Regions from separate parts of the Homo sapiens genome. Here region 1 is linked to region 2. The links are chromatin loops, found by intact Hi-C in ENCODE. Cell type or tissue: mammary epithelial cell. All regions are shown on one strand. Each heading gives the region's core, and the rest is flanking DNA. Links, peaks and the distances in the headings are about the cores only. Region 1 has its middle 230 kb from the start of LINC02725. Region 2 has its middle 160 kb from the start of LINC02725.

Region 1 (10,399 bases), core at 1,083-9,082, 76 kb before region 2:
CAAACTCAGAACTGTCAATAAAATGAAAAAAGCAGACACTTTAATGAGAGAAAAACACACTACCATCTTTAAAGAAACGAAATCCCATTATATTCCCTGTAGGGCTATAGAGATCAAATCGCCTGATGTTGTCCAGCTCTGTGGATTTGATCTGGAGCTTCAAAGCTTTGAAAATACTCATTCCTCCTTCTGTGGCATAGTCAGGACTTAACCCATCAAGATGTATGAAGTCTCCAGAGAGGCACTGAGACGGATAGTGAGAGAGTGGACAAGACTGTGTTTTTCAGCTTCTTCCACACTGAAGATGTAGGAAGGGGTAGATTTGTGGCAGCCAATCCACCAAACAGGAAAACCCAACCTTTCTTACTGATAAAGGGGATGTCTGATAACCCACATTCTGAACATCCATAGTCTCTCATTCCACTTCTATTTATCCACTTTTAAACTGACTATTTTATCAGGTAAGAGAGGTCATACTCAAGGGGTCCGACTATTGATCTTATATTTCTATTTGTGTATGCGTAGTCAGGTAGCCTAAGGCTATGCATTATTCCTTAATGTGTTGACAGCAAATTGTACCTATCTGCGGGGAATGGGCTATGTCTACAAACTAAGGTAGTGGGCAGATGAAGGCACTTACATTTTCTTGAGTAGTTTCCCATCCTTACTTGGTGACAACAAACAAGATCGACAATGGGTATGTTCCTACAACATATGATAGGTATGGAGAGCAATATGTCCAATGGAGTGTTCTTGAAAAAAATTTCCCTCTAAAACTAGCACACTCTTAGATTTTTCCCTTGCGTTCATGTTTTCGATCTTCCTCTCGTTGGTCTCTGGTACGTATTTAGCCCAGTCACACTCAGAAAGATGGAGACGGGACTTTCATTTTTAATCCCTCTATGGTTTTAACTGTTTTCTGTTTTTGTTTTTACTGAACTGGATATAGTAAAAAAAAAAAAAGAAATAAAGGTAATTTCTTAAGGCTTTTATTTTTCTGCAGAAGCAAAGATTGCTTTGCTAACCTAGAGACCTAGGAGACTCACAAAATCAAATTATATCTTTCTCAGCTCCTCTGGGTCCCTTTAATTTAGGTAGAGGCAGTGGGTATAATCCCTAATATATACATTATAGGCTAAAGGTATAAACTAGTACTATGGAATAGCGGCACACCACTGGGTTTTGAGTCAGAATTTCAGCATTGTTTGCTACTTTCACTTAAATAATCTAAATTTCAGTAACTCAAAATAAAAATGAGGCAACTGATACATATTTCAAAGATGTGTTCTGGTAAGAATAAAAGATGATGTGGATCAAAAGGCTGGTAAACTAAGAATAACTACAAAATCTATGTTGTGAATAATTTCTGAGGAAGAATTGTAACTTTGTATGAAACCTAATTTATCTTCCTCATGTAAAATGTGCAGTGGGGCTCCCAGGTAGGCAGCAGTTACCATGTGAAAGTAAATGACGTGTTTTTTTGCTAGTCCTCAGCATTGTTTTTATGCATCGTTTGACTCCCATGGAAGCTAGGATAGCAATGTCCTGACGAGGACATTCTGAACCATGCATGCACTTAGGGCTCAAGTGTAGGCTTGAGAAAATTTTGGGCCCCTATTGGGAATTCAGGGCCTCTGTGAGGAAATCTATTATGGAGAAATGAGTCAGGCAAAATAGATGGACTTGAAAGCCAGGCAGAAGAATAAAATAGTGAAATGTTTCAAATCACAATGTGGTGACTTTTGTTAAATTCCACCCAGACTCAGCCCTCCTTGTGTTCTGTGTGTGCCTTAGGGAATGAACAGCTTTGTACCTGATAAGTGTAAATCTCAGGGCCCAAGCAAATCTACTGAAGTGTCTCTCTCTAAAGGCAAAATAGAGGAAAGAAAGTTGGCTTCTAAATTGAGGGTCAGGGGTGGGAAGAGCAACAGTAGCCTGAATTGGCAGCAGTGGGAGCCCTGGGACAGCCCTACAACACTCTGCCTGATGGCCATCAAACCACCGTAGTGAGGACAGAGGTTCACCAGAGAATGCTGTCTAAGTCAGGCCATTCCCATTGTGTACTTAGTAGCCTCAAGAAAGCTGTGGTTACAGCCTGCGAGATATTAGTACCAAGATAGACAGAGGTCCCTGGAGAGATTAAAAGCTTAGAAGTTGGTGGCAACATGACAACAGCAGCTTATGCCAAACAGAAAACAGTGGGCTGTAGTAGGCAACGGAAGAAACGTGGGCCCTGGCCAAGAAAGTCTCCGGAGAATAGTTCTGAGCATGGTGACAAATGAAGCAGACACTCAAGAAAAGATTCATGATTCATACTCAGAACAGAATGGAAAACCGGGTCTTAGCCTAGACAGATAGGACTTCAGAGCACAGATGAGACATCTATAGAAGACTGACTGTATATTAGCAGGGCGGAGCCTCAAAAGTAAGCATTCAGGTCATCCAGGTGACATAACATTACACAGATCATTAAACTCAGCCCCACCAATATGTACTGTGCACCATTTATGTAAAGTCACTGTGTAAACAGATTCAGATAAAGAAAATCATGTAAAGTAATCTCTTTCTTCTCTTAGAAAGAAAACTCCTGAGTTCTCAGACCTACCTATCTCAGATGCTGTTTCATCTCATTGAGTGGAACAGTACCCAGTAGACAGTAAGTACTCAATACGTATTTATGGAATGAATAACTAAATGACCAGATGAAATCACAAGGCAATGTAGTAAATAAAACAATGTGAAGAGGAAATAGGTAGGAGAGAAGAATGTCTATTGAGAAAACGGAAGGTGTCAGAGAAGCTTTGCAGAAGAGATAATGAGTAAATCATTTTATTTTTAAATAATAATTCGTCAGATAAATCAGTACCAGGGCAGGAGCTAAAAAAATAGAGCATTTTATGGGCATGGAATAATGTTTATTAAGGTATACGTTTAAAGAATTACTAGAGAAATTACCTAAGATCTTACTCATTAAAGAACTATTGATTATTATACCCCCTGAAATAATGGCTGCCAACAGAAATCCTTGGGTAACTATTTATTTGTTGGCAATTCACTAGGATGAGAAAAGCCCATGGAATTCGTTAATAAGATTGATTTATTTGTCCAGAGCACTCATTTTAATTCTTTCAATTTCCTGGATGAACCCCTTCAGGGAAAGAAAATGGTTTTTACAGGTCCACTGAAAATTGCCTTGAAGTTTGAAAAGAAGGCCAAGGTGTCTAAACATCCAGTCCTGGCTCTTCAGATTTTTGTCAAATCCTCTTGTGCATCAAGTTATGCATGTGATTTTCTACAGTCTAGATGTAAATTATGAGGACTGCCTTTCCAAGAAGGCTTTTCTTCTTAAAAGGATTCGGGGACATTAATCACCCTGTCTTATAAGGTACCATGATTGATGTGGTTGGTCCTCTGGCATGCAAGATTATTAGCATGGACATTCCTGTTCACCTTTCTTGATGTCATACAGACTTATTTTTCTGGAAAACCCAAGTTAATAAAGATTATATCCCGCTCCCGAGTACAACCACTGCTACTGACAAAGAAAGAAAGTTCAAGCTTTGCTAATGTCATTGTCAAATTGGATTTGATTTATTTAGAAAGGCAGTTGAGCTGGAGAGATGGCCTAAGTTAAAGTTGGGGAATTAGCTTGTTATTGTAGCTTCTCTAGACAATTATTTTTTTCTGCCTTATGTATGTAAGTATAGACCAACATTGTCTCTCAGTTTTCAACTTTGGAAACTGAGAATAGAAAAACCTTAATTATAACCAATCATGCGAAGTTAAAATCAAAGCCAAGACATGTAGCCAAAGAGTGGACCGCAAAGATAATGTTTAATCATGTCTGAGACTCAGTTTGATCTTGATGAAAGTAGAGAGGTAGAAGGAAGAGAGCGTTTTAACTTACTGCTTTAAAATTCTGGGTGGAACTGGCTGGGCTGCATGCCTGTAATCTCAGCACTTTGGGAGGCAGAGGCAGGTGGATCACCCAAGGTCAGGAGTTTGAGACCAGCCTGGCCAACATGACAAAACCCCGTCTTTACTAAAAATACAAAAATTTTCCAGGCGTAGTAGCACGTGCCTGTAATCACAGCTACTTGGGAGGCTGAGGCAGGAGAATCGCTTGAACCTGAGAGGTAGAGGTTGCAGTGAACCAAGATCATGCCGGTTGCAGTGAGCTGAGATTGTGCCATTGCACTCCAGCATGGGCAACAGAACGAGACTCTGTCTCAAAAACAAGCAAACAAAATTCTGGGTGAAACTATGTACTCAACAGCACCATGTACCAAAACATAACCCAATCTGGGGACTTGTGGAGATGAATGCTCGGGAATTTCTGTGATGATTTTTAAATCCTTTTTGTTGTCTTCAAGATATTAAAGATTATCAAAGATTATTTCTTCTGTAAATTATTCATAGTCATACCACAAAATGTGTTAATAATGACTAAAATTCATTAGGATTCACTGGCTCATGAAAACAAAGGAGATCCATTAACAATGATTAAAAATTTTCATTACCATCTACAAAACAACCCAATCACTTGAAACAATCTCTCCTGGCCAAAGTCTTTCCCACTTATTACTTGGAGGCCATGGGGGTACTTGTATGGCAGACATACCTGACAGCAATATCTTAAGCATAACCTGAGAATGACCCTACAATCTAAGAAGAGCGTGTTGTTGGTTCCTAGCTAAGGAATCTAGGGGTGGCCAGCCTGAAGATTCATTCCTTATCTATGAGAAACATCTGAATGCCCAGCCCATCCCATGGAATGTAAGCCACACGGGTTGGAGTCCCTTTGTTTTGGGATGGTTGCCAGGTGGAGGTTGCTAGGGGGAGGGTGCTAAGTGAAAATGCTATATAACTGAATTTTTTAAATGATATTAATACTTTATTGTTTAAATATGTTTTTATTTTTTTATTATTATTATACTTTAAGTTCTAGGGTACATGTGCACAACATGCAGGTTTGCTACATAGGTGTACATATGCCATGTTGTTTTGCTGCACCCATCAACTCATCTTTTACATTAGGTATTTCTCCTAATGCTATCCCTCCTCCAGCCCCCAACCCCCCAGCAGGCCCCAGTGTGGTGTGTGATGTTCCCCTCCCTGTGTCCATGTGTTCTTATTGTTTAACTCCCACTTATGAGTGAGAACGTGCAGTGTTTAGTTTTCTGTCCTTGTGATATTTTGCTGAGAATGATGGTTTCCAGCTTCATCCATGTCCCTGCAAAGGACATGAACTCATCCTTTTTTTTGTGGCTGCATATTATTCCATGGTGTATATGTGCCACATTTTCTTTATCCAGTCTATCATTGATGGACATTTGTGTTGGTTCCAAGTCTTTGCTATTGTGAATAGTGCTGCAATAAACATACGTGTGCATGTGTCTTTATAGTAGTATGATTTACAAATCTTTGGGTATATACCCAGTAATGGGATGGCTCGGTCAAATGGTATTTCTAGTTCTATGTTTTTTATAAGGGATTGTGGTTTTCCTATCCAGCCCACTGCCAGTGGATTGCCTTATATGTAAGTCACCTCAATAAACCTTTGTCTTGTTCACTGGCTCTGGGTCTCTTTTTTGGCCTCTCGAATATGGTCCCATCTCTACAGAAGTCAGTAGTGGTGCTGCACAACAGTACTTCACACCTCTTCACCAAGAGCCCTATGGTATTTTCCCTCCAGCTTTCTCCAGTGTCACATTGACTTAAGTAACCCCTTTATAACCAGGAAATCCTATTTAAGAAGAAGATTAAGACCTATCCATGTTTTTATGTGGTAAGATTATATCAATTAAAAAATGACAATGAAGAGATTTTAATAGTGTCTGTAAGCCTTTGCGAGAACTTTTGTTTTTACTTTTTAATTTCTTCTCTTTTTTTTTTGTTTTTTATTGTTTGTTTGTGTGTGTATGTGTGTGTGTGTGTGTGTGTGTATTTTGTTTGGTTTTGTTTTTACCATGAAGGCCCTTAGGGTTTTCTATGACACTACCAAGTACTCTAAGATAATATTGGCTGTCACCCTCTGAAGAGGCAACCTAGTGCATCGTACGGAGATGGGGAAGTCTTCTGCCAATTCAAAGGAGAGTGATCATGGGTAGGAACTGTGCCAAGGATTTACATATTTTTTCATGTAAAGATTAGAGCTTAAAAAGAAGCCTGCCATCCCTAGTTAATTCTGTCTCTCATATTTTCTCTTGTTCTCACACTAACTTATTTGTGTGCACATACAGACACCCATGGATAGACACACAGGAACACATGGTACCGGGTGAATAATAAGACAGTTTTCCATAATCCAAGCAAGAAAGCCAGGCTCATCACTTTATAGGCTGTCCTTTTACTATGAAATTCTTTGTTCTCTATCCCACTAATGTTTTCTTTTTACTTCCTGCAATCTCTAGATCTCTAGCTTACTTTTTTTTCTTCTAGGGTTTAAATTAGCCTTCTGAAAATCCCTAAGGTAGGAAAAAAGAAACCTCCTCAGGAGAAAAAGTGAGGACCTTGTATCCCTAAACTTTGATGAAAACTCTGCTTCCCAGGCAGCAGTGCCAGGCTTACAAACAAGCTATAAAACCAGGGGATGCACCGGAGACAGAACTGTCTGTCCCCATCCCCACCTCCCCATGCCTGGCTACATATTTCTAACCAGGTTTCACTGCCAAAACAATGCTCCTTGGGCATCTGAGTAGGAAATGGAAGTGTCACTTAGAGGTTAAAGACAGCAGGGATTAACAACTGTTAGATATTTAGTGGCAAGGTCAGCATTTGTGCACCACAGAGATGGGTATGAGGAGAAAGGAGTAGGGAGTGGGGGTAGCAGTGAAATCTGCCCAGTTAATTCATCTCCCCTGACTGGCATATTGTTCTCATGGAAACCTACATTACTGGCACCATTTTCTCTGAATCCACAATCAAATAAGAAGGAAAGCAGTAAATGATCGGTATTCCTATTTTACTGGTTTAAATTATTTTAATATGACTTACATTATTTTACTGTCAATTATTATTGCTAATAGATTTTAAATTATATTGCTAAATTATTATTGTTTATTTAAGGAAAAAAATGGCATGATGCCTTTTCTGCAAGAAGGGTGGAGAGCCTCCGGCAAGCACCATTCAAATCTAATTTATACATTTGTGGAAGGATGAAGCCAAGACTCTCCTCAGGCCATTGACCTAAACTGGATTTCAGAGATGAGAATCTCACTTGTATAATTCAAAAGGCAATCTGTGTGCTGTTACAGCTTTAATTTTTTAAAGATTTGGCTTTTTACAAGAAACTCTTTACCTTCTACTTTGTCTTCTGTGTCTCAGCTTCTTTCTTCCTTGTCCCAGAACATGTGTCTATTTATACCGCCCCACTCTGGCATGAAGGTACACTCAAAAAGACTGTAACCTAGATAATAATTGTTGGTTGCAGATTTTTCAATTATGACTTCACTTATTTCTCTAAGGAGTACTTAGGACTCTTCTTGGCTGCTGTTTGGTTCTTTCTGCAATCATTGCAGGCAAGAGGGTAAAATGGCAATGCATTAAATTTTTTTTAATAAAAATGGAGATGAAAGACAATCCCTGTAGACAATCCCTTCATTTCCAAAAGAGGATAGAGGGGTGAACTTATAACAGCCAAAGAAAGCTCAGTAGTCAGGAAACTAATAGCCTGAGAGTAGGTGACACTGCCATTCAGATCCACAGAAAATAATAGAAAAGCATCTGCATCGATAAGAACTCCCAGGAATAAAAAAGGAAGTATGATTCTCCTATAGGATCCATTAAGAAACTTTTTGCTCCAAGTTACTGAGGCCCTTTCAGTAATCCTGATGAGCAACATGAAGGTGAAATGGCACAGGGAAAATGAAGTTATAACAAGTTAGAGAAAATGTCTACAAAATTCAAAATTTGCACATTTCATCTCATCTTAGTCATGCTCCTACTGTGTGTTCTGGGAAAAAGGAAATTCTTCCTCTTTTGCAATGTTCACATCTTTAGAAAGGTATGTTAGGAAATTAGAAAATTTTAAATTGTCTTTCTCTCCACTATCACTATCCTCTCTACATTTTATTCACTTATTAACTTCCATTCCTTCTGCTTCTGTCTTGCTTTTATTTTTCCTAAGTCATCTTCCTTTGCAGACCAGAAAATCTGCAAAGGCAATAAAGGAAATAAAGGGATCATCATTAGCACTGCTGGTAGAAAGAGTGAGCTCACAGGCTGCATGAAAGTCAGAGTTGATAACGATTTAATCAAGCTGAGAAAAACAAGTGAAGACTAGAATGCTAAATAATTATCTATAAATGTGAAGTCTTGCATATAGGTCAAAAATCAATTGAATCAGTAAAAGATAAAGAAAAAAAATCCTTGGCTAGCAGGAGGTGAAAATGATGTGGCAATGTTAGCTGATGTTAAATGTAATAGGAGTCATCAGTATGATGTGTCATCTATGTAAGATAGAACAGAGTCTAGAACAAGGGAGGTAAAATCTCATTTTGCTCCATGCTGGTCTGACTGTATCTAGAGTACTCGGTACATATTGTGAGCATCACACTTTAAGAAGACTCAGAGAGAAGAAGTGAGATTTTATAGAAGAGTAAATAGAATGGACACATGAAAGAGGGATGTTCTATCTGATAATGAGAAGACATACCATTATGAGGAACAGCCAGAAGCCTGACAGCCGCCTTTTAGGTTTTCATTACTTCCAGAGCTGAAAAGCCAGCAAACTGGTGCTACTCTAAAGAGTAGAACTAAGGCCAGAGATGGGCAACTATAAATTTTAAAATGCTATTATTTAAATTATTTGGACCTTTGAACCTAATAATCCATGAGTCTTCGTTTTCCCTCTGTGTCTTTAGGGAAATAGGTTCATATATTATACCTCAGTTTTTCCATCATGGAAGTGAGAATCAATGAGCCAAATTTATGGGTTTTTAAAAAATGTATGCTTTGTAAAATATTTTGAAGTGAACACAATGGTATGTATATGCCAAGAATTAATTAACACCAGACTCTGCAGTTCGCCTTAGGAAACTAGAGGGTTCTTAGGGTTCCAGGGATGTGGCTGGGAAGGCAGAAAGTAATGAGAACGTGCTCTCCACTCTTCAGGCATATTGCCACTTTTCAATTATTTATGCAGTTTAATCCTATTGAAAAAGCACATTTTCCAAAGAACACCCTCAGGTTCTCTGCATGCTGGAGCTGGCAAAAAGTAATATGGGAAAAATGGGAGTGAGGGTTGTGCTTAAAGGAGCTCATCTGACCTTCCTCAAGACCCTTAGTATTAAAATAGGCAGTTTGCTTAGCTAATAATAACTATGCTCGGGATTTGTCACCTACAAAGAACTTTAATTAATCCTCATAACACCCTGATGGGCTGCAGAAGGTAAGTGTTATTATCTCCACTTCATATGAGAAAAACGCAGGCACAAACAGAGAAGGGAAATGGCTTACGGAGATAGCAAACATAAAGTTAAATTTAGCACTAAGGAATACCTTAGGCCACGTGCCTTCCTGCCATAGAGTCCCTTCAGTAATGAATCTGGGACAGAACATGTGGGGCCACTCTTAAAAGCTATAGAGGCAGGTGGAAGGCCACAGCCAGACCAAAATGTGTAACTTGAGACATACAAAGGGAGAAAAGGATAAAGAGTTAAAAATCTAGGACAGGAAATTTCATAGAAAAGGAAGGGAAACAGTGACACTCTCCAGTTTTGGCCTGAGCATATAAAATTATTTGCCTCTGAAGCCCTGAGATCCTAGGCCAAAATAAAACAAAACAAATAAAATTAAACATCACGATAACTTCAAAGCCTTCGTTTCTACATAAGCAGGAACTGAGGAGGAAACTGAAGCATTGGGCTGCCTAGGTATATGATCATTGCAATGTCTCTAGGTGGATGGATGAGTGCCTGGGGAGCAGCATAGACTGATCTCTTGCTTCTACTTCTAAATCATGGACTTCCCCTATCATCTACCTAACAATGTTGGACCCTGCAATTTCAACCTGTGAATTTTGTGATACTTATTATATGCAGTTTTCAAGCTCTCTTTAGTTTGCTTTTTCTTAGGTGGAGAAAAGACTCATTCAAGTTGATGTTGATAGTGGATATCACCCCATCAGATACTATGATCATAAGATTAGAGCTTGGAGAGCCCCAAAGAGTACCTGGTCTTCTTTTTCAAGCTGAGGATACAGAAAGCCCAGAAAAAAACATGATTTGCTGAAGGTTACCTACATAGTGAGTAAATGCATGAGAATGAGAAGCCAGGTATTTTGCTTTCTGTGATCACTCTTATCAGAGGAAATTCTTATGGTTGCACTTATGACAGCTGCATTAAGAGTCTGTACAATGGAAAGCTTTGGAGGAGCTGTTAAACATATGGAGTCTAA
Region 2 (10,399 bases), core at 1,710-9,709:
AAAATAAATATTTTGCAACATGAAAAAATTATATAAAACTCAAATTTCATTGTCCCTAAGTGAAGTAGCAGAACACAATTGTGTTTCATTCCCTTACTTGTTGTCTGCGGCTGTCATTACACAACAATGGCATGGCTGAGTTGTTGCAATATAGACATTGCTACATGGACTTTGCAGCAGAAACCGTATGTCCTGAAAGGCCTAACATGTTTATTATCTGGCCCTTTACAAAAAATGTTTGTTGATCCCTGACCTGAACAATGTTGTTATAATGTGTGTGTGCATAGATACATTTATGTACACATGTTTGTATATGTGTGTGTACATTTCCATATTTAATGTTTATATATGATATGTGAATTGGCTAAAATATTTTAAAGACACAATCCATTCTTGTATAAATGGAGTGTTGGGATGTAGTCTATCACCTGCACCATTATTAGGAAGCTCCTGAAACTTTTTCCTAGAGTGATCCTATATCTAGCCACATTGTGGGATTTCTGTTTGGCTAATAACAGCTATAAGAATCAGAAAATCCTAGCTACTTGGGAGGCTGAGGCAGGAGAATGGCGTGAATCCGGGAGGCGGAGCTTGCAGTGAGCTGAGATCACACCACTGCACTCCAGCCTGGGCAACAGAGAGAGACTCTGCCTCAAAAAAAAAAAAAAAAAAAAAAAAAAAAAGAATCAGAAAATCTTACCCTTGGAAAATTATTGTGACTACCTTGAATAAATTTTTTATACTAGTGTGGTTGCATCACCCAAAACCACCAGAGTTTTTGTACATGGTTGCGTGATGAGTGTCTCTTTACTAATGAATGTTTCCTTCCCTCCTTCCTTCCTTCCTTCCTTCCTTCCCTCCCTCCCTCCCTCCTTTCTTTCTCTCTCTCTCTCTCTCTCTCTCTTTCTTTCTTTCTTTCTTTCTTATTTCTGATGGAGTCTCGCTCTGTCACCCAGGCTGGAGTGCAATGGTGGGATCTCAACTCACTGCCACCTCCGCCTCCAGAGTTCAAGCGATTCTCCTGCCTCAGCCTCCCGAGTAGCTGGGACTACAGGCACGTGCCACCACGCTCAGCTGATTTTGTGTACTTTTAGTAGAGATGGGGTTTCACCGTGTTAGCCAGGATGATCTCCATTTCCTGTCCTCGTGATCCACCTTCCTTGGCCTCCCAAAGTGCTGGGATTACAGGCATGAGCCACCGTGCCCAGCCAGGATGTTTTCTTTATACATGTTTGTGTGTTGGAGAGAATTTGGTCTGAAGTTTTAATTTATTGCAAATTGGTAGTAAGACTGTATAGTAGATAAGTAGCTAACCATCACCTATTTCAAACTCTTAGCGTTCCCTACAAGAATCAAGAGTTGCACATAACCAAATTGACTTGGGAAAGTTCATAAAATGCACTTGATATTTTGTTGACAGATATATTTCATACTCAACTAGTAGATCATAAAACAATTATTGAGTGTTTGCACATCTTTTTTAAAAAAGAATCTAACAGAAAAATGAAAAGTGTCATAAAGCCACATTTATTTTTGTCTTTCTGTGTTCTAAATACAGAGAGAACTAGAAAATATATGAGCGTGAATTCAGTGAAGGGTCTTCAATAGGAATCCTAAATGATTGAAAGCAGAACGTGAAAAGCAGTGGGAGACAGGACCTGTGGGTATTATTTCCACGCAGGGGAAAATTAGCTGGCTGGCCAGGCCAATGTTTCCAATTTTTACTCTTTTTTTGCTCTCCCTTGTTGGTTCTCTTCCCCAGGTTTACAGGATGTACACGAAAACTCATTTTGTGGTTGCTCAAATGTGGAAAACATGCTTTATGTTACAGTAGTTAGCTGACATGAATATTCTATGTAAATTACTTGTATCAATCCTAAAATTAGCCCTTTTGTTGTTTATTCCTCCATGGAACCAAGAGGCATTCGTTCCTGTCCGCAGGGTGTGCCAGGAAATTTGCTGAAAAAGAAAGTCACACCCAAAGTCTACATTTTTGTAAGGCTTTACAGCTTACAAAGATGGCTCCCAGCCTGCTACCTCTAATTTGTCTTCGTCTAATCCAAACTTCCCAGCCTCCCTCCTGCCTGCCAGTGGAAACAAATAATCCTAATTCTACGTTTCATTGCCCCTACCTATATAATTAAGTACATCAAGATTCCTCTTCTTTCTCTATACCAATCATTTCTGGAAATACCCAGAGGTGTCTTGTTTGCAATGGTGCCAAAACCTGGGGTTACAGGATCCCCTTATTTTTCCTGGTGTTCAGTGTCCATGAAGGCAGGGGAGAGCAGTGATCTGCGCTTCCAGCTACCGTGGCTCTAGTGCTTCCTGAGATGTAGGTTCTATGGACACCACGTCCTGACAGTTCTTCTCAAAGAAACCAGGGTAGTGCTTCAGAATCCCTTTTCATTCTTTTAGCCTCCCTTCTCTACAGCCAGGCTGTTTTCTCTGAAAAAATAAGGACATGGATCATCTGTCCCACTCTGTCATACTTTTTCACCTGGACATCATGATGCCTGTGTCCTGTGTCTCACAGAGTTTTCGAAGAAAAGAGCCCTCTCAGCAAGCATGTAGTAACTCTTCCCAAGAGAGCTCAGGCATTTGTTTTCATGGTGGGGAACAGGATGGGGAGATAAGATTCCAGTCTATCTTCTCCATGCCCCATTCCTTCAGTTACACCTACCCTCTGGCGCTCAGACTCAAACATCTACCTGAAGATCTTTCCCATCTTGCAAACTAAGGTCTGCTAATGAAGCCCTGTGGCCTTTTGGGAAATACACTTCATTTGCAGCAATCCTTGAATTTAGACAGAATACGCACATTCACACCTTGTAAGAATCTGAGGCTGGGCACAGTGGCTCAACGCCTGTAATCCCAACAATTTGGGAGGCCAAGGCAGGCAGATTGCCTGAGCTCAGGAGATCAAGACCAGCCTGGGCAACAGAGTGAGACCCCATCTCTACTAAAATACGAAATAAATTAGCCAGGTGTGGTGGCACATGCCTGTAGTCCCAGCTACTCGGGAGGCTGAGGCAGGAGAACTGCTCGAACCCCGGAGGTGGAGGTTGCAGTGAGCCGATATTGTGCCATTGTACTCCAGCCTGGGTGGCAGAGCAAGACTTCATCTCAAAAAAAAAAAAAAAAATCTGAGTGATTAAATAACACATCTTTAATCTCACAATTAGTAAGTAGCAGAGTAGGCACTTGAATCCATCTCTTTGACCTCTGCACATGTTCTTTTTCAGCTTCTGACCCCAAGTCTGAAAGTGGTTGCTTGAGTAAAAGCCTTTGTTGCCTGGCTTTTCATCTCTTACCGAATTTGTAAAGAAGAGAAGGATAGCACTTGTTCTTATTCCCTCGTCTTTTTTGTTTCCTTAATAAGAAGTTCTGCAGACTGCCCAATGCTGAATATAAATCAAAAGTGGAGGAAAAAAAATCCAGTTTGGTCATGAGGCAGCATCACATCCTTTTCATTATCGCTTATTCCCCTTGTAGACAATGACTGTGGAAGCACATAATTGGAAATAAGGGCTATTTTACCTCTGATCTGCCATCTGAGGCTTGAAGAAGAATAAAAGCATCTTGCTCTGGAAAGGGTTTAGTGAGGTCAAAAGGTCCAGTTGCCTGGATTCTACATGTGGCTTAAGTTCATGTTGAGAAGTCCTAAAATATTCACATCTCTTCCCTTGTGGCCTAACTGTGATACTTTAAAACACTGAGAATTCTTTTCAAAAAGAAAGACGTGTGTGTGTGTGTGTGTGTGTGTGTGTGTGTGTGTTAGCTGAGGAGGAAAATAATATAGAATACACAATAAGAATATACAGAAGTACATAATAAACAGGAGCATGTTATTTTTCTAGTTTAGTTGAAGCAAATGAAAATAACACCACAAAACCTACACAGAACAAGTTGGCGGATAAACTAAACAAAACTGATTTTTGCTTTGTTTTCTTTTGTTTGAAGTTACAATATACAAGGGTTATTAAGCTTCTTTGTGCCATGAACCACTTTAAAAGTCTGATACAGCATATCAATCTGTTCTCAGAACAATGTTTTTAAATGCACACAATAAAATACACAGGATTACAAAGGAAACTATTTATATTAAAATGTAGTTATCAAATTATTTTGAAACCAGTCATATAGTTTATGTGTGCTCCTTTGTTAACACATTAAAAAAATCAAACAGACTGACAGAGTGCTGATATGAAAATATCCATGGCAAAGCCACAGTACTGCTAATAATACTTTTGTAATTTGTTGCCTTCATTAATAATTAAAAGAAACTTTAAATTCCCATAAGAATTTAGTGAAAATAAAAATTCAACATTTTCTCCATCCATGTTCATGGACTCCCTGGATTCTATCCTCAGATCTTTTGGAGAGTTCATAGGTTCTAAGTGGAGAACTCCTTCTATAGAGAGACAGTGGGGAGGTTGGAGACGGAAGATGACAGCCAGGTCTGGGCATTTCTTGGCTTTTCTGCTAGGAGAAATTACATGTGATTAAGTGTTCAGCAGGTGCCCTACTTCTCTCTCTTTGAGGTCCTGCTTTTTTTCTGGTTGCATCTACCAGCTCCTTCCCCATTAGGATCCCAGTCACATCCTCATCCTCTATGCCTCTTTAGTCCTGATGTTTAAAAGTCACTCCACATGTGTATGGCCTACCTAAGTTCCCCTGGCCTAGCTGAGACATAATCAGCATCTTGAAATAAATCCCGGCTGTGCGTGGTGGCTCACCCCTGTAATCCTAGCACTTTGGAAGGTCAAGGCTGATGGATCACGAGGTCGGGAGTTCAAGATCAGCCTGGCCAACATGGTGAAACCCCATCTCTACTAAAAATACAACAATTAGCCAGGCATGGTGGTGGGCACCTGTAATCCCAGCTACTCGGGAGGCTGAAGCAGGTGAATCGCTTGAACCCGGGAGATGGAATTTACAGTGAGCAGATATTGCGCCACTGCACTCCAGCCTGGGTGACAGAGTGAGACTCCATCTAAAAAGAAAAAAAAAAATGAAAAGAAAAAGAAAGAAATCCCTAGCAAAGATCAAGGTCCCATTTAGGGAGAGGCCATTCAGAACCTAGTGATCCCTGTGTGCTTTTTTCTGTATTTGAACCAGCACTTGTTAATGGTGTCTACAGATGGCTTTTGGGAGAATGAAATGGCTTCACAAAAAGCTGGTTAAAGAGGTTTCAGAGAGCTCAGGAGACTGCACAAGTCATGGATCATAGCAACAAGGTGGAGCAGCAGCTGCCACATACCCAGCACAGAATGAGAGTGCAAAGAGAAGGGAACCCCCATGATCAGCCAGTCAGCAACCTCCATGCAGTGTTGCAGATTAATGAGGAACAAGGAGCTTTACCCAGTACCACTGCAGGACCCCCCAGGCCCTCTGCCCCTGCTTTCTTTCTGTGTGCTGACTGAAACAAGAGTGCCTTGAGTGTTCTGTGTGCCAGTCCGCTGCAGGTTTTTCCGAGCAGGTTTGAACCCAACCCAGGGGCTTGAGCATTGTCAAGTGCTGATAACAATATCTAGGTTGTTGCTCAAAACACTGAAAGACACTGGCCGTGGCCCTGGGCCAAGTTCCTCAAGCCCTCATGTACACTCCATTACGGAGACATTGCTAGGTAGGACATCACTTTTCTCTTGCTGTCTATCACAGGGGTACACTGCAGCACCCTGTAGTGGGTTCCTCTCATCAACGCTTTGGACTGATGAGCCTGATGTTTAGCACTTCTTTCTTTGGAATTTCATCTGGCTCCATTTCAGGAGGGTTTGGAGCATTCCTTGCCTCTGACTTAGGGGCATCTCCACCTGAGGGTGTGGTGGGATGAAACATCTACCAAGAATTAGAACCTGGAGACTAGATCTGTCATGTTAAGAAAAAAACTGTCCAACGCCTACAGAAAGTGCTGTGAGGATGATTGCCTGTCCTTTCAATGTCATTCTGGAGCATGATTTAACCGTGCCACCCAAGAAATATTTAATTTTCTAGGAAATTGTAGCATTGTTTGACTTTGTTTACTTACATCCCCGAACTCTACAAAGTTAGGTGTTAACTTGTAGATTTGTGTTTCATAGAGATGCAAATAATTTTATGTCCCATAAAAAAGATAATCTTCAAAGTTATGGTTTTATTGCCCCATGGGGCACTAACAGATTTGGTTCAAGTATTATTCTAACGTCTCTCTTTTATTTTTAAGTGCCTATAAATATCTCGTTTTACCATCATTACTGGTTTCCACATTCATTAATGGATTGATTAGAATCTTTGACTGTACAAATTTTATGTTTGTATGAGTCATGATTTTAACATTTTGGAAATTATATTTTTAAAGTAGTTTGAACTAATTCATTATGAAGTAACATTCCGAATCATCCCCAGGATTTTGTCCACCAGTTACAAAGGTCTTTTCTCCAAGAAACAAGCGAGTGGTCCTAACACAAGTCTACACTATGGTTCCCTGTTGAAGACCTTTAATGGATCAGAATGGGAGGAGTTTAAGGAAAATCACTTGCTTCAGTCACAAATTGGACCAGTGGTTCTCAAAATTCACAGTGCATCATCATCATCATCTGGAAGACTTGTTAAAATAAAGATGCTTTAGCCTCACTTGCAGAGTTTCTGATTCAGTAGGTCTGGGATGGAGGCTGAGAACACGCACGTCTTACAAGTTCTCAGTTATTGCTGATACTGCTGGTCTGGGAGACGACCCAGTTTGGTGGAGGGGAAGATGCAGATTCAGCTAGGGTGCAGAACTTCATTTTCAGAAGGATTTTGCTCTGACACACTAGCAAGAAAGATGCTTTATGCTTGGTAACTCAGTCTCTGAAACTAATTCCTTTTCTCCTAGGACCTTTTTCTGTTTTTTTTTTTTTTTTTTTTTGAATGCACCAACACATTCGCATTTATTTTCTTTTTTTTTTTTTTAAAGCAAATGACAAAGACCCAGTTTACCAGCTTTACTTTTTTAAACCTAAGCTTAACATTACATATTTAAACAATTGTCAAAACTTACTAAGTTGCCAGCATTCATGCACAACTAGAAAACATCCTTAATTTATATTAAACCAGAAATGTATTACCATTAATGTATTAATATCTTTCACTACTAAATGCTGAAAAAATTTGAAATTATTTCTGTAGAAGAATCGTCCTGGCAATGTTAACTTCACAGCAGGCCGACACTACGTGGCTCACATTTCAGACACAATGAAAAGCAGGTCCATGCTGGTGTTAGTGTACAATCTTGTCCTACACTAAAGAGTCAAGACTCACCTTGGAGTACGTTTAATAAAAAAGCAAAGTGCATACAGAGATTTACAACAATTTTAAAGACAAAAAAAAAATGGTCCTATTATGTGGTCCCAACAATCAACTCAAAAGTCTATGACAAATAGAGGCTCCGATGAGCTGTTTATAAATACTTTAGGTACAATTATACTGAAAGTCGAGTTCGTTTGAAATCTTCAAAAAAATGTTCCTGTTAATCCTCAAATGGTGCTTGTTATAGTTTAACATTTCTGTTAAGTGCGTGCGTTGAATTACTTGTTATCCAAGCGCAGCACCTGCTCCTTACCATTTATTGTTAAGGACTTTAACTGGCCATCTTCTTCAACTTCTACTCTTTCTTGACCGTTCTCGACAATTCTCTTTGTAGTGATTTTTCTGCCATTAACCATTTTAGTTGAAGTTGATATCTATTTGAAGTTGCCCATGCCACTACCACCAAATGACGTGGAAGAGAATGAAGTGAGGCCCCCGTGACCTAGTGACCCAAATGAAGTAAATCCTGTATCAAAAGAAGAAAATCCACTTCTAAAAGACGGAAATCCACTGAACACGGAGAAAAACGACCCCGTCCCTCGGCTTCTGCTTCCTCGGGGACCCCTTCGATTCCCAAAGAAGTCCTCAAAAGGGTCTTCAAAGAAGTCAAATGAAAATGGGTCCCTTCCACCAAAAAATTCCCTGAAGACATCATCTGGGTTACGGAATGTGAAGCCAAATTCAAATGGACTGTCAAAATGACTTCCACCTCCTCCTCCACCATTTAATCCTTCTTTGCCATATTTGTCATAGATGTCCTGTTTCTTAGCATCCGACAGCACTTCATATGCCTCCGCTACTTGCTTGAATTTTCTCTCTGCTTCTTCTTTATTCTCAGGATTTTTATCTGGATGCCACTTCAGTGCCAGTTTCCGATATGCCTTTTTAATATCCTCGGGTGAGGCATGTCTCTGCACGCCTAGAACTTCATAGTAATCCACCATGTTTTACGAGATTGTTGGAATGGGTCCGAGGACAGAAGCGGCCGGTGGCGGGACGCAGGGGAGGCAGGGTGACGGCCCGAATCTCCTCACAGCTCCAGGACTGCTGCGCTGGTGGTGGCGGCGGCTCCTCGCGCTTTCCTTTCTCTCCTTTCTCCCCCTTTTTTCTGTTTTAGTTAGACTTAGGGTCATATCCCTTTGCTTTGTATTCTGCAGTTATTTTCTTCCCCTACCTCTCTTCCTTCTTCCTGGTAAACAACAAGAGGCACGTGCAACTGTGGCTTTGTGCACACTCAAAACTACATCCTCTGCCATCAGCACAGGTGCCCAGATTTTCGGGACTGCTGATATTTCCACCAGTGAGGGCTGAAAAGTAATGGTGTCCTGACTGCTGTATCCATTTGCCTGCTGGATGGGTGCAATCTACCCATCTGACAAAGGGCTAATATCCAGAATCTGCAAAGAACTTAAACAAATTTACAAGAAAAACAAAAAACAACCCCATCAAAAAGTGGGCAAAGGATATGAACAGACACTTCTCAAAAGAAGACATTTATGCAGCCAACAAACATATAAAAAAAAGCACATCATCACTGATCATTACAGAAATGCAAATCAAAACCACAATAGATACCATCTCATGAAAGTTAGAATGGCAATCCCTTTACTGGGTATATATCCAAAGGACTATAAATCATTCTACTATAAAGACACATGCACACATGTTCATTGTGACTCTATTCACAATAGCCAAGACTTGGAACCAACCCAAATGTCCATCAAAGATAGACTGGATAAAGAAAATGTGGCACATATACACCATGGAATACTATGCAGCCATAAAAAAGGATGAGTTCATGTCCTTTGCAGGGACATGGATGAAGCTGGAAACCATCATTCTCAGCAAACTAACACAAGAACAGAAAACCAAACACTGCATGTTCTCACTCATAAGTGGAAGTTGAACAATGAGAACACAAGGACACAGGAAGGGGAACATCACACACTGGGGCCTGTTGTGGGGTGGGGGACTAGGGGAGGGATAGCATTAGGAGAAATGCCTAATGTAGGTGGCGGGTTGATGGGTGCAGCAAACCACCATGGCGTGTGTAACGTAGGTCACCTAATGTAGGTGACAGGTTGGCAGGTGCAGCAAACCACCATGGTGTGTGATCTATGTAATAAAACTGCACATTCTGCACATGTACCCCAGAACTTAAAGTATGTATATATGTATATTTTAAAAACTTAACTAAATCAGGCAGTCACTCTATCTTCCAGGAGATCGTAATCTTTTTTTGAGATGTTAGGCTACCTCACACCACAGCCAACCTCCACCTAGTTTCAGACCACATCTGTTTGAAACCTGCGCTTTTCTTAAGACCTCCGCCACCTGGACTCTGATCTGCCACTGCCTCCTGCTTCTGTCCTGGGAATCTCAGGCTGATGACCTTGCCTTTTGTCAGTGTGTGTCTCTGGAGTATCCAGGACATTTTTATTTCTCCCTCTTGAATGTCTTTGCCTTCTATGACTGGGTTAAGACCAGAATTGCATCCCAGGAAACTAGGAGAGGCCTGCTGCCTGATTCCTTCCTGGTAGCTGTCTCAAGATCTTTTCTACTTCTTTTTTATTGTGTAAGAGTCCTGAAATGAATCTACTCCATGTCAGACACACTTGTGGTATCTGCTAGGAACTTCTGAAGTCATAAACCAGCACATGCCGGTGCACTTGGTCTGCGTTGCCACACCAGTTGTCCACCCTTCCCTGAAGCTCCTACTGCTCCCGTATTTGACCTCTGTTCTTCTCCCTTTCTTCTAAGTCAAGTTTTGCATGGTCTCTCTGGGCAAGCCCCGAAGTCAGTGCTGCCCGTGGTGTATTCTAACATGATGCAAATCTTTTTGTATCCCTTTCATAGTTTCCCACCCTGCGTTCCTCTTTTTTGGTCATTGTGCCTCTGGGGGAAGATGACTGTAATAGGACAAAATCATTACATTTCACTTTCTGCTCACTTCACCTGTTATCTGCAGATTAAAGCATATGGGCAAGGCAATTGAACAAGCATTTTGTGAAAGGATATAGTTTACTCTGATGTTCTTTTCTGGTTGGGGATTTGTTGAAAGGGCAGGTGT

What was found. Peaks named below come from ENCODE experiments on the same cell type or tissue, not always from the same donor. Only the 100,000 strongest peaks of a DNase experiment are listed, where the experiment ranks them.
Region 1: a loop joins it to region 2, with 12 times the contacts of the local background. A loop is called at or near these places in 1 of 110 quality-filtered maps.

The regions. Positions count from the first base shown.
Region 1 is chr11:127,857,861-127,868,259 of GRCh38, forward strand. No RefSeq gene overlaps it. Among named protein-coding and RNA genes, the nearest start is that of LINC02725, 230 kb to the right of the region's middle. In mammary epithelial cell, for the core only: no CTCF peak of the experiment used is centred there; a DNase peak (open chromatin) is centred at 4,711; H3K27ac peaks cover 3,365 bases.
Region 2 is chr11:127,933,383-127,943,781 of GRCh38, forward strand. It overlaps the pseudogene DNAJB6P1. Among named protein-coding and RNA genes, the nearest start is that of LINC02725, 160 kb to the right of the region's middle. In mammary epithelial cell, for the core only: no CTCF peak of the experiment used is centred there; a DNase peak (open chromatin) is centred at 5,829; H3K27ac peaks cover 1,610 bases.